Regions from separate parts of the Homo sapiens genome. Here region 2 is linked to region 1. Evidence: read pairs that join two places in POLR2A ChIA-PET (ENCODE). Cell type or tissue: GM12878. All regions are shown on one strand. Each heading gives the region's core, and the rest is flanking DNA. Links, peaks and the distances in the headings are about the cores only.

What was found. Peaks named below come from ENCODE experiments on the same cell type or tissue, not always from the same donor. Only the 100,000 strongest peaks of a DNase experiment are listed, where the experiment ranks them.
Region 2: POLR2A ChIA-PET joins it to region 1 with 5 read pairs; 6 of 35 experiments call an interaction of 5 or more read pairs at or near these places.

The regions. Positions count from the first base shown.
Region 1 is chr12:51,856,204-51,861,571 of GRCh38, reverse strand. No RefSeq gene overlaps it. Among named protein-coding and RNA genes, the nearest start is that of FIGNL2, 10 kb to the right of the region's middle. In GM12878, for the core only: no CTCF peak of the experiment used is centred there; no DNase peak of the experiment used is centred there.
Region 2 is chr12:51,920,236-51,925,603 of GRCh38, reverse strand. It overlaps ACVRL1 (activin A receptor like type 1), which reads right to left. Exons shown (of 10, transcript NM_000020.3): 10 at 2,243-4,845. The coding sequence ends at 4,711. Among named protein-coding and RNA genes, the nearest start is that of ACVRL1, 15 kb to the right of the region's middle. RefSeq lists enhancers at 922-1,753, 2,539-2,588. In GM12878, for the core only: a CTCF peak has its summit at 2,017 (motif pointing right); DNase peaks (open chromatin) are centred at 482 and 2,659.

The DNA.
Region 1 (5,368 bases), core at 294-5,293:
AATTGACCTCCTCGGGCTGAGGTGATCCTGCCACCTCAGCCTCCTGAGTAGCTGGGACTACAGGCATGCACCATCATGTCTAGCTAATTTTTGTGGTTTTTGTAGAGATGGGGTGTCACCATGTTGTCCAGGTTGGTCTCGAACTCCTGGACTCAAGAGATCTGCCTGCCTCGGCATCCCAAAGTGCTGGGATTATGGGGCATGAGCCACTGTACCTGGCCAGGATGCACAGATTTTAAAACTACAGTTTGATGAATTTTGACAAGTGTTTACCTGGTCACCACCATTCCAATCAAGATGTGGAATATTGACATCATGCAGCAAGTCCCCTCCTGTCCATAGGCAGTCAGTCCCCCCATCCCCGGCCACCTCCTGCTACAGGTAATCTGATGTTTACCTCTAGATCAGTTTTGCATATTCCAGGTCTTCCTATGAATGGAATTATATTGTATGTACTCTTCTGTGTCTGGCCCTTTGGCTTCAGACAATGGTATTGAGATTCACGCATTTTATTGTATCAGTAGTTTTTTGTTTTTTTTTTTTGAGATGGAGTCTCGCTCTGTCACCCAGTCTGGAGTGCAGTGGAGCGATCTCGGCTCACTGCAAGCTCCGCCTCCTGGGTTCACGCCATTCTCCTGCCTCAGCCTCTCGAGTAGCTGGGACTACAGGCGCCTGCCACCAAGCCCGGCTAATTTTTTTGTATTTTTGGTAGAGATGGTGTTTCACCATGTTAGCCAGGATGGTCTCGATCTCCTGACCTTGTGATCTGCCTGCCTCGGCTTCCCAAAGCGCTGGGATTACAGGCGTGAGCCACCGCACCCGGCCCTGGTTTTTTTTTTTTTTTTTTTTTTTTAGATACAGGGTCTCGCTATGTTGCCCAGGCTAGTCTCAAACTCTTAGGCTCAAGCAATCCACCTGCCTCAGCCTCTCAAAGCATTAGATTACAGGCACGAGCTCATGCCTGGCTCATTGTTATTGCTGAATAGGTTTCCACTCAAAATATTCCACCACATTTCTTTCTCTTTTTTCTGCCATCCTTATCCTCTGGATTTTTGTCCTTGTATCCTGACTTCCCTCAAAGTCACAAGGTAGATGCTGCAGTTTCAGACACCACAGGCAGACAATGACATTCAGAGGCCAAGAAAAACTGTTTCTCTTTCAGCCTCTGTGAAATCTTTTTAGAAGCTTCCCACAAAACATCCCCTTATGTCTCATAGGCCAAATCATGCCATGTGTCCATTCTTAAATGGAATTTGAGACCAGCCTGGGCAACATAGGGAGACCTCGTCTCTACAGAAAACTAAAAAAATTAGCCAGGCATGGTGGCACACACCTGTAGTCCCAGCTACTCAGGAAGCTGAGGAAGGAGAATCACAGAGCCCAGGAGGTCGAGCCTGCAGTAAGCCGAGATTGTGCCACTGCACTTCAGCCTGGGCAACAGAGTAAGACCCTGTCTGAAAAAAATAATTAAATAAATTCTGTGATGTCGCTTCTGCTATTAGGTTATAAAAAGACTATGGCTGCCGGGCACGGTGGCTCACACCTGTAATCTCAGCACTTTGGGAGGCTGAGGCGAGTGGATCACCTGAGGTCAGGAATTCAAGACCAGCCCAGCCAACGTGATGAAACCCCATCTCTACTAAAAATACAAAATTAGTCAGGCATGGTGGGGCATGCCTGTAATCCCAGCACTTTGGGAGGCTGAGGCAGGCAGATCACCTGAGGTCAGGAGTTCAAGACCAGCCTGGCCAACAGGGTGAAACCCCATCTCTCCAAAAATACAAAATTTAGATGGATTAGACGGGCATGATGGCGGGTGCCTGTAATCCCAGCTACTCGGTTGGCTGAGGTGGGAGAATCGCTTGAACCTGGGAGGCGGAGGTTGCAGTGAGCTGAGATTGAGCTATTGTACTCTAGGTTGGGCGACAGAGCAAGACTCCATCTCAAAAACAAAAACAAAAACAAAAAAACTGTCTCTTCTGTCTTGAATGCTTACTTGTGCTTTCTCTTGGATCATTTGCTGTGGGGGTGGGAAGCCAGGGCCATGTCATAAAGACAGTTAGGAGGCCTATAGGGAGGCCCATGTGTTGAGGCCCTGAGGTGGTCTCTAGCCAGTAGCCAGCTAGGAACCAAGGTCTGTGCACAGCCATGTGAGTGAACTTGAAAGTGGGCTCTCCAGTCCCACATGCCTGCAGCCCCCAGAGGACAGCTTGAGTGCAGCCTCATAAGAGACCAGGAGCCAGAACCACCCAGTTAAGCCATACCCAGAGTCCTGACCCACAGAAAGTATAATATAAAATGTTGATTGCTTAAAGCTGCTAAGATTTGGGGTAATCTGGAGTGAAATGGCGTGATCTCGGCTCACCGCAAACTCCGCCTCCTGGGTTCAAGCAATTCTCCTGCCTCAGCCTCCTGAGCAGCTGGGATAACAGGCATGTGCCACCACACCCGGCTAATTTTGTATTTTTAGTAGAGACGGGGTTTCTCCATGTTGGTCAGGGTGGTCTCGAACTCCCAACCTCAGGTGATCTGCCCGCCTTGGCCTCCCAAAGTGCTGGGATTACAGGCATGAGCCACCATGCCCAGCCGATTTGGGGTAATCTTTTATGCAGCAATAGATAATTTGGTAGAGCACTTTTTTTGGTGGGGGGGGACAGTCTCGCTCTGTCGCCCAGGCTACAGTGCAGCGGCACGATCTCGGCTCGCTAGAATCTCTACCTCCTGGGTTCCAGGGATTCTCCTGCCTCAGCCTCCTGAGTAGCTGGGACTACAGGCGCCCACCACCACGCCTGGCTAATTTTTGTACTTTTAGTAGAGACGGGGTTTCACCATGTTGGCCAGGCTGGTCTCGAACTCCTGACCTCAGATGATCTGCCCACCTCGGCATCCCAAAGTGCTGGGATTATAGGCTTGAGCCACTGCGCCCGGCCCACTTTTTTTTTTTTTTTTTGAGACGGGGTCTCACTCTGTCACTCAGGCTGGAGTGCAGTGGTGCAATCTCAGCTCACTGCAACCTCCGCTTCCTGGGTTCAAGCAACTCTTGTGCCTCAGCCTCCCAAGTAACTGGGATTACAGGTGTGTGCCACCATGCCAGGCTAATTTTTTTGTATTTTTAATAGAGACGGGGTTTCACCATGTTGGCCAGGTTGGTCTTGAACTCCTGACCTCAAGTAATCTGCCCACCTTGGCCTCCCAAAGTGCTGGGATTACAGGTGTGAGCCACCACGCCCAGCCTGGTAGAGCACTTTTAAGAAATGTTCTGTATCACCAGTACTTGTAAGATGGCCCAGATGCTGATTCTGTGTGGAAAAACAGATATTGACAGCTGGGAATTGAAAAGTGATCCAAGAATCAGACTCTGAATGGGGTGAAGTTTTAGGAAAACCTTAACCAGTTTATTTCACCCATGTTTTCCTTGTTACGTAAGTACAAAGGTAGTAAGTCTAAGAGAACCTTTTCAGTAAGTGTAAAATAAAAATTCTAAGTGATAAGAAGTCATCATCACTTTAATCCGCAGTTTTAGTGTTTTTTCTTTCTTTCTTTTTTTTTTTTTTTTTTTTTTTCAGATGGAGTCTTGCTCTGTTACCCAGGCTGGAGTGCAGTGGCAGGATCTCGGCTCACTGCAACCTCTGCCTCCCGGCTTCAAGCAATTCTCCTGCCTCAGCCTCCTGAATAGCTGGGATTACAGGCACCTGCCACCACGCCCAGCTAATTGTTGTATTTTTAGTAGACACAGGGTTTCACCATGTTGGCCAGTCTGGTCTTGAACTCCTGATCTTGTGATCCACCCGCCTCAGCCTCCCAAAGTGCTGGGATTACAGGCGTGAGCCACCGCGCCCGGCCAGTGTTTTTTCTTTCTAAAGTACATGAAGTATGGTGGTTCATGCCTGTAATCCCAGCACTTTGGGAGGCCGAGGTGGAAGGATGGCTTCAGCCCAGGAGTTCAAGACCAGCCTGAGCAACACAGCAAGACCCTGTCTCTGAAAAATCAATCAATCAATCAATCAATCAATCAATCAATCAAGTACATGAAGCAGCAGTGCTTCTTAACATCATTGGTGTCTAAATTGGATGAAATACGATCATGTATTTTCCTTATAGTAGAAGCCATTATGAGGGGAGTTTTCTGGCACTTGCAGCAGAGGATCTGAATTCAGGGGAGCATAGGAATAGGGCTGAGGAGGAGGTGAGTAAGGGGAAGCAGGGAACAAGTCTATGAGGGAGAGTGGGCAGGGATTTGTGGCAAAAAGCTCAGGAATATTTCCAGAGGTAACTTTGTGAATGGGTCCCTGTTGAAGTGTGTTTGTTCTAACCCTCCAATAGGTTAATAAGAGCCTGGGGTGTATACCACCCATGATGCCTAGCAATTGCTGGTGGCATTGGAAATGCCTGCATTTCCCAAACAAAAATAAGGACATATGACCTAACATAAGAGTTTTCTGGCTGGTGCAGTGGTTCATGCCCATCATCCCAGCACTTTGGGAGGCCAAGGCGGGCAGATCACTTGAGGTCAGCAGTTCGAGAGCAGCCTGGCCAATGTGGCGAAAATTCATCTCTACTCAAACGAACAAACAAACAAAACCTACAAAAATTAGTTGAGCGTGGTGGCGCATGCCTGTAATCCCAGCTACTCAGGAGGCTGAGGCAGGAGAATCACTTGAACCCGGGAGGTGGAGGTTGTAGAGAGCCAAGATCACACCACTGCACTCCAGCCTGGGCGACAGGGTGAGACTCTGTCTCTAAATAAATAAATAAATAAGAGTTTTCCTATATTTAAAATTTTTGTGTGCCCCAGTAAGCCTTTACCATTTACAGCTTTACGGCCTTATGACTGATGCAAGGGAAGATGGAAACATGCTGGGGAAGGATGCTTCGTCAGGGATATCAGGTGCCCGTCGCAGCTCCCAGAAGTGTGGCCAGTTGTTGGGCAAATGTCCAGGGGCCAAAATCCGCACAGGGTATGAGGGGGCCTGGGGTTGGAGATCTGGTTAGTGTTTTGAGCAGAGTTACACATGGATCGGGATTTATAGACTTTGAGGAGTTTGCCTTCCCATCGGGAGGGAGTGGAGCTGTATCAACAAACACACTTTGCGAGAGGGAAGCCGGCAACCCAGGGGCTTAAGTTCCCAGGGTAAAGGGCAGCCCAGGATTTGAACTCGGGCAACCTGGCTCCAAAGCCTGTGCATGCCTTAGTCACTACATTTCGGCCTTTGAGATCTGTGGGGAGTTTTGCAACCACTGAATCCAAGCTCCTGATTTTACAGTTGAAGGAGCAGGACTCGCCCAAGGTCCATGGGGATGGGGTGGCTGAGCAGGACTCGGCTGCGGGGCGTTGTGGATTAGTGTTGGTAAAAGGAGGGGCGGGGGC
Region 2 (5,368 bases), core at 369-5,368, 64 kb before region 1:
AGGTCAGATTTCCCAAGAGGTGAAGATCTAATCTTAGCGCTGAAAATAAATGCCCATGAGGGATGTCTGGGCCAAGCAAGGCTTTATGGGTGGCTGAAAGAAACAGGTTTATCTATCTAGACATCTTTCTTCAAACTGTCAGAAGACTGAATAGAGAAACAGGAACTGGCTGTTCTCCTGGTAGGAGAGGTGGGAAGGGTTTGTGCAGAACAGCAGATGGGTTACCTGACTTCCCATTCCTTACCCTCTTCCTATCAGTTGACCCTGAGCAACCAGATTCTGTTTCTGGTGATGCTGGTAATAAGGAAATTCCCTTGATTTCCCTGCCCATGTGTCTCCCTGGACAACCCCATTCTCCCCCTGCCTCACCATTCGCTCCTGCAGCTGGGGATGTAGGTCAGTAAGAGTGGGTGGGTGAGAAAGAACAGAGAAGAGACTCATCCAGACATGACACCCTGTAGGGCAGCAGTGACAACACTTTAACCTGAAAACTGCCTGAAAATAGACTGTGTGTCTATGACATTATGCAAATCATATGCAAAGTCAAGAAGCCCTCTGTCTCTATTTCGAGCAAACTGAATGTGGCCCTGGTGGAAGCAGCTCATTCCAAGAGTCGCCCACCCAGAGTGATGATTACACAGCTAGCATCAGTCCCAGCCCTGGGAGACTGGACGCAGGACATGCACCCCCCACTCCTCCCCCAGGACAGGGACTTCTAGGCGTGAGGACTTTGCCATCTCTTGGGCTGTTGATCTTAATGTTGGTGAGGATATGGAGGAAACAGCACCTTCCTTGGAGGCTGGTGCAAGGCAGGACTGAGGGAGGATGGTGCCTTGGAGGGTGGAGAGAAAAACTGTTGGTGAGGCCTTGGCAGGGGAAGGGGTGGCCCTCCACATCAAGGCTCATATTCCAGGAGCTACCCTCAGCCCCACTGTGGCATGCTATAGCACCTATCACCCCTCAGGGAGGGCCTTTACCACACAGATGGTCCTCTCCCTCTTTGTCTAGATAGGGAAATTGGGGCCTGGGGTCCCTGAGGAAGTCAGGGCAAAGCTGCAGAGAAGTAAAGTGAGCAGTAGGTTTTTTTCCTCCAAAGGCAGGCAGGTTCCCTGAGGTCTACTTGTAGGCAGGGGCTCGGACGGGGTGACTTCCCAAGGGCTCTTCGCAAGAACTGGAGAGCAGTGAGCCAATCTTGCCGCAGATCCTGCTCAGCGTTCACGTACCCCTTTCTCTGCAATTTCCCCACTGCCCTTCTCCCCACTCTCCCACCATAGCCTGGACATCATGGGGAGGACGTAAGGACAGAGTCTGGCAGGCACAGGGGAAGGGGAAAGGCTGCCTTTGCTGGATGCTAGCAACGCTCCTATTTCGTCAAAGCTGGTCTGAGGCCGGGTGCCCGAATCCTCTGGGAAGGCGCTGTGTTGTTGGGGGATCCATGAACCCAGGGTAGGAGGTTCCAGGCATGAGGCCGCCTTGGGGGTGCAAGGGACCACAAGGTCATCTGTGGTGTAAGGTGTACCCTTCCTATGTTTCCCTAAGAGGGCGTCTAACACGAAGGCACAGATTTTCTAGGCTGGGCAGTCCCATGGGCCAGGACCCTCTCAGCTTCTTTTAGTATCTGCCTCCCCCACAGCATGTCCCCGCCCCGAATTTCCGGGTGTGAGAATGGGATGTGTGTGTGAAGTGCCTTCTGATCCCAGGACAAGGTAGGTCCCCAGGGAAGGGGATCTTCCCATGCTGGGAATGGGGACTGACTCCTGGCAAGATGGGGACCCCATTTGAGAAGGGAAGTGAGAACAAGGAATTGAGGAGGGAGGGTCCAAGCTGCCGGTTCGGAAGCAGAACGCTCTTCGCTAGGTGTGGTATTAGGGGGACAGTCCCTGCAGAACAGCAAGTCAGTGAGCACACAGACGTTGGCCCCCGGGTGCGGGGAAGGCTGCCCCACCCTGCCGGGAAAGGCCCCGCGGTCCCTGTGTGGGGATGGGAGGCGGCCGCTGGGCAGCCCTCGGCCAGCAGAGGGCGACGTGGCAGGTGCGGCGACTAGGCTGCTCCCAATCTGGGGTAGGAACTGAGATTTGGGCCCCCGCGGGGGTCTGAGCAGGGGCGTGAGGAAACTGTGACCTGTCTAAGGGCAAAGCTGGGCGTGTATCCTGGGACCCTCTTCTCCCCGGATCCCTCTGGTTTTATCTGGACCTCTGCGACGGGCCACTGCAGAGGCATCGGCCTGGGAAGACTCCGGAGCTCAGGATTTAACCATGGTTTATTGCAGACCTATTGTGTGCCAGGCATGAGCCCAGTGCTCCCACAAACAGCGTCTCCAGGTACGAGAAGTGTAATTTCGACCCTGGAACACCTTCCTGCACTCAGACAGAAGCATGTGCAGACTGCTCTCAGCAACGCCACCTCCTTCACTCCCTGGCCATTGGGCCCCCTTCTCTCTACCTGTCCCCTGTCACTCCACTTCCTGCCCCAGGCCTTCTCTTAGGGATTTTCCAGGCTTTGGGGAGCTGCTGCTTTCAGTTTCTGGCTGTGGGGTCTCAGCAGGAGTTTGTTCCAAAACCCAGTAGAAATAAAATCCTTCAAGAGGGAGATGATTCGTGGGCTGGGTGGATTCCAGTGACCAGAGGACGTGCAAACTCTGCCCTAATGATCTGGGAACCTAGCCCATCCATTGAGCTTTCTGTTTTCACCCAGTTTCACTTCCTGGTTCTCTTCCGAGCCTTGCACAATGCTGGGAGACAGGCCTAGAAAAGTGCCACCATGAGGATGGTGGAAGACACACATAAGATGCCGGCCTGGGGAGGCTACTCTGGGTCATTACAGCAGGAGCGGGGAGAGCTTTCTTCACTGCCCTGCCCCTAGGCTGAGGACGACTAAGGCCAGGTCTTCCCAACCTTGGGGCTGTCCTTGTCCATAGCCTGAGTCTCCACCCCCGCTCCTTATATTCCTCAAGCTCCCCTCCAATCCACTTCCCTGCAGCCCACTTCCCTGCACCCAGGGACCAGGACAACCTGCTCCATACGTGAGCATACATACATCCTTGAAATTTCCAAATGCCAAACTTTCTGTGTGTCTCTCTAGAGCCATTGAATTCTCCTGAGACACACTCTCTGGGCCTGGCCAGGGGTGTGGGCCTGAGCCAGGGGCCAGTAGGGGAGCTGGAGCCTTCTTGGATGGAGCCAAATTTCTTTTGAGCCTTGGAAGCCTTGGAGGAAGCCGCCCTGCAGTCCTGGGGCAGAGAAGACTATGCCACAGAGAGGGCGAGGGGCTGGCTTGTGGTCAAAAGGCCCAGAGCTGTCTGAGCCCAAGGGTGGCCACTGGCATGGTTTTAGGCAAGAACTGGAGCTTGCAGACTTAGACTAGGAGGTGCTCCAGACACTCCTTGAGTCAGGTAAAGTTATTTTCAAACCCCCATCTTGAGGCAAATTGCCAGGGGCTGGAGCATAAGGAATAGATGAGACTGAAGAAGTTAGCTGTGATATAGGCTGAAGTGTCAGAGAACTAGAGCTAAAGAAGCCTCAAAGGACATCAGGACCAAATCTTCCAATATGTAGATAAGAAACAAAGGTCCTGGCCAGGCGCGATGGCTCACACCTGTAACCCCAGCACTTTGGGAGGCTGAGGTAGGTGGAACACCTGAGGTCAGGAGTTCGAGACCAGCATGGCCAGCATGGTGAAACCCTGTTTCTACTAAATATACAAAATTAGCCAGGCATGGTGGCATGTGCCTGTAATCCCAGCTACTCGGGAGTCTGAGGCAAGAGAATGATTTGAACCTGGGAGGTAGACGTTGCGGTGAGCTGGGATCATGCCATTGCACTCTAGCCTGGACAACAAGAGCGAAACTCCGTGTCAAAAAAAAAAAGAAGGAAAAAAGAAAAGAAAAGGTCCTGAGACAGGCCTGCTTTTGTCACATGGAGCAAACATCCGGGGTCAGACCTGGGTCTCTTGACACCCACTGACCTTCCCCCTGCCATGCTTGGCCTCGATATCCTCTCAGTTAATCTGAAAGTCCTGGGCCTTGCCCATCTGACCTGCCCTTTTTCCACTGGCCTGTGATCCTGCCACACCTCAGTAGGACCTCTTAGGATTTAATGCCCTAGTAAGTCAGGCCCCAGCTCTCTCAGGCAGCTGACATTCAGCAAGCTGCACTCTTGTTGAGGAGACAGAAAGCCCAAGGCATCATGGAGCTGAGATACAAATCCACAGAGAGAAACTGATGGGCCCTGGCTCTCTGGAGCTTATGCTAGAGGCTGAGGCCTGGCAGGGAAGTGTGTGCCAGGGGCTGGACAGGGCCCTGTGCCACCCTGGCAGCTCTGGTGGGGCAGTGGGGTTGATCAAGGGCAGGGGGCAAAGTGCAGGCCCGGGCTCTGAGTCTGGGACTGGGATTCCCTGGCTTGGCACTCTGACTCTGGAGCCTCTTTTGCATCCTGTCCCGGGAGTGGTAGGGGGTGCACCATGCTGGCCATAGGGGTGGGGAGAGAGCCAGGCGTCAGGGAGCCTGCCGCTTTGAGCAGGCCAGACAGCAGGGGATCAGGTTTCAGCCCAGCTGTATTTTTGGCTGGGTGGGCTGGGGGCCGAGCAGGCAGGCGCAGCTGCCCATCCCCAGCACACACCACACTCACACTACCTCTACCCAGATAGGGCACCATCCACTGCCCCCCACCCCCCCAGCCCCCTGCAGGCAGAAAGGAATCAGGTGCTCCTGGGCTATTGAATCACTTTAGGCTTCTCTGGACTGTTGCTAATTTTTTGTAGTGTCTTCTTGATCCGCAGCGCGGTGAGTCGGGCAGAGGGGTTTGGGTACCAGCACTCCCGCATCATCTGAGCTAGGCCTGAGAGGACCTGGGGGTTGGGAGAGAGGTGCAGAGGAGAGGAGGCAGAGAGAGAGATGCAGAGAAGAGGAGGGGGTCGGGAGAGAGATGCAGAGGGAGGTGGGTCAGAGAAGATGGGAAGAAGATGAGGAGGATGGCCGGTAATGGGGAGACATAAGCAGGAGAGAAAGGATGAGAGGAGGGAGATGAGAGCATTGGAAAGGAGAGCGAGAGGAAAGACAAGTGGTGAGAGAGAGAACAGAGGATGACAAAAAAATAAAAAATGGAAGAGGAAGAGAGTAGAGTGAGAAAGGGATGGAGAAAGACAGGGCGGACAGAAAGAGAGAACTCAGATCTTCAGGAGCACTCAAGCCCCCTTGGGCAAGCAGTGTCTGTGAAACACCTTACCCCCATCCCCACCTTTGCCAAGATCCATAGGAAGGGGCCGATTCTTCAAGCCTGGGGGCTCCCACATCCCCATCCACAGCCTAAGACCCCAGTGCAGAGGGCAGTGTCTTCCAGCCCCTCCATCAGCCATGGCTGGGCCCAGGGGA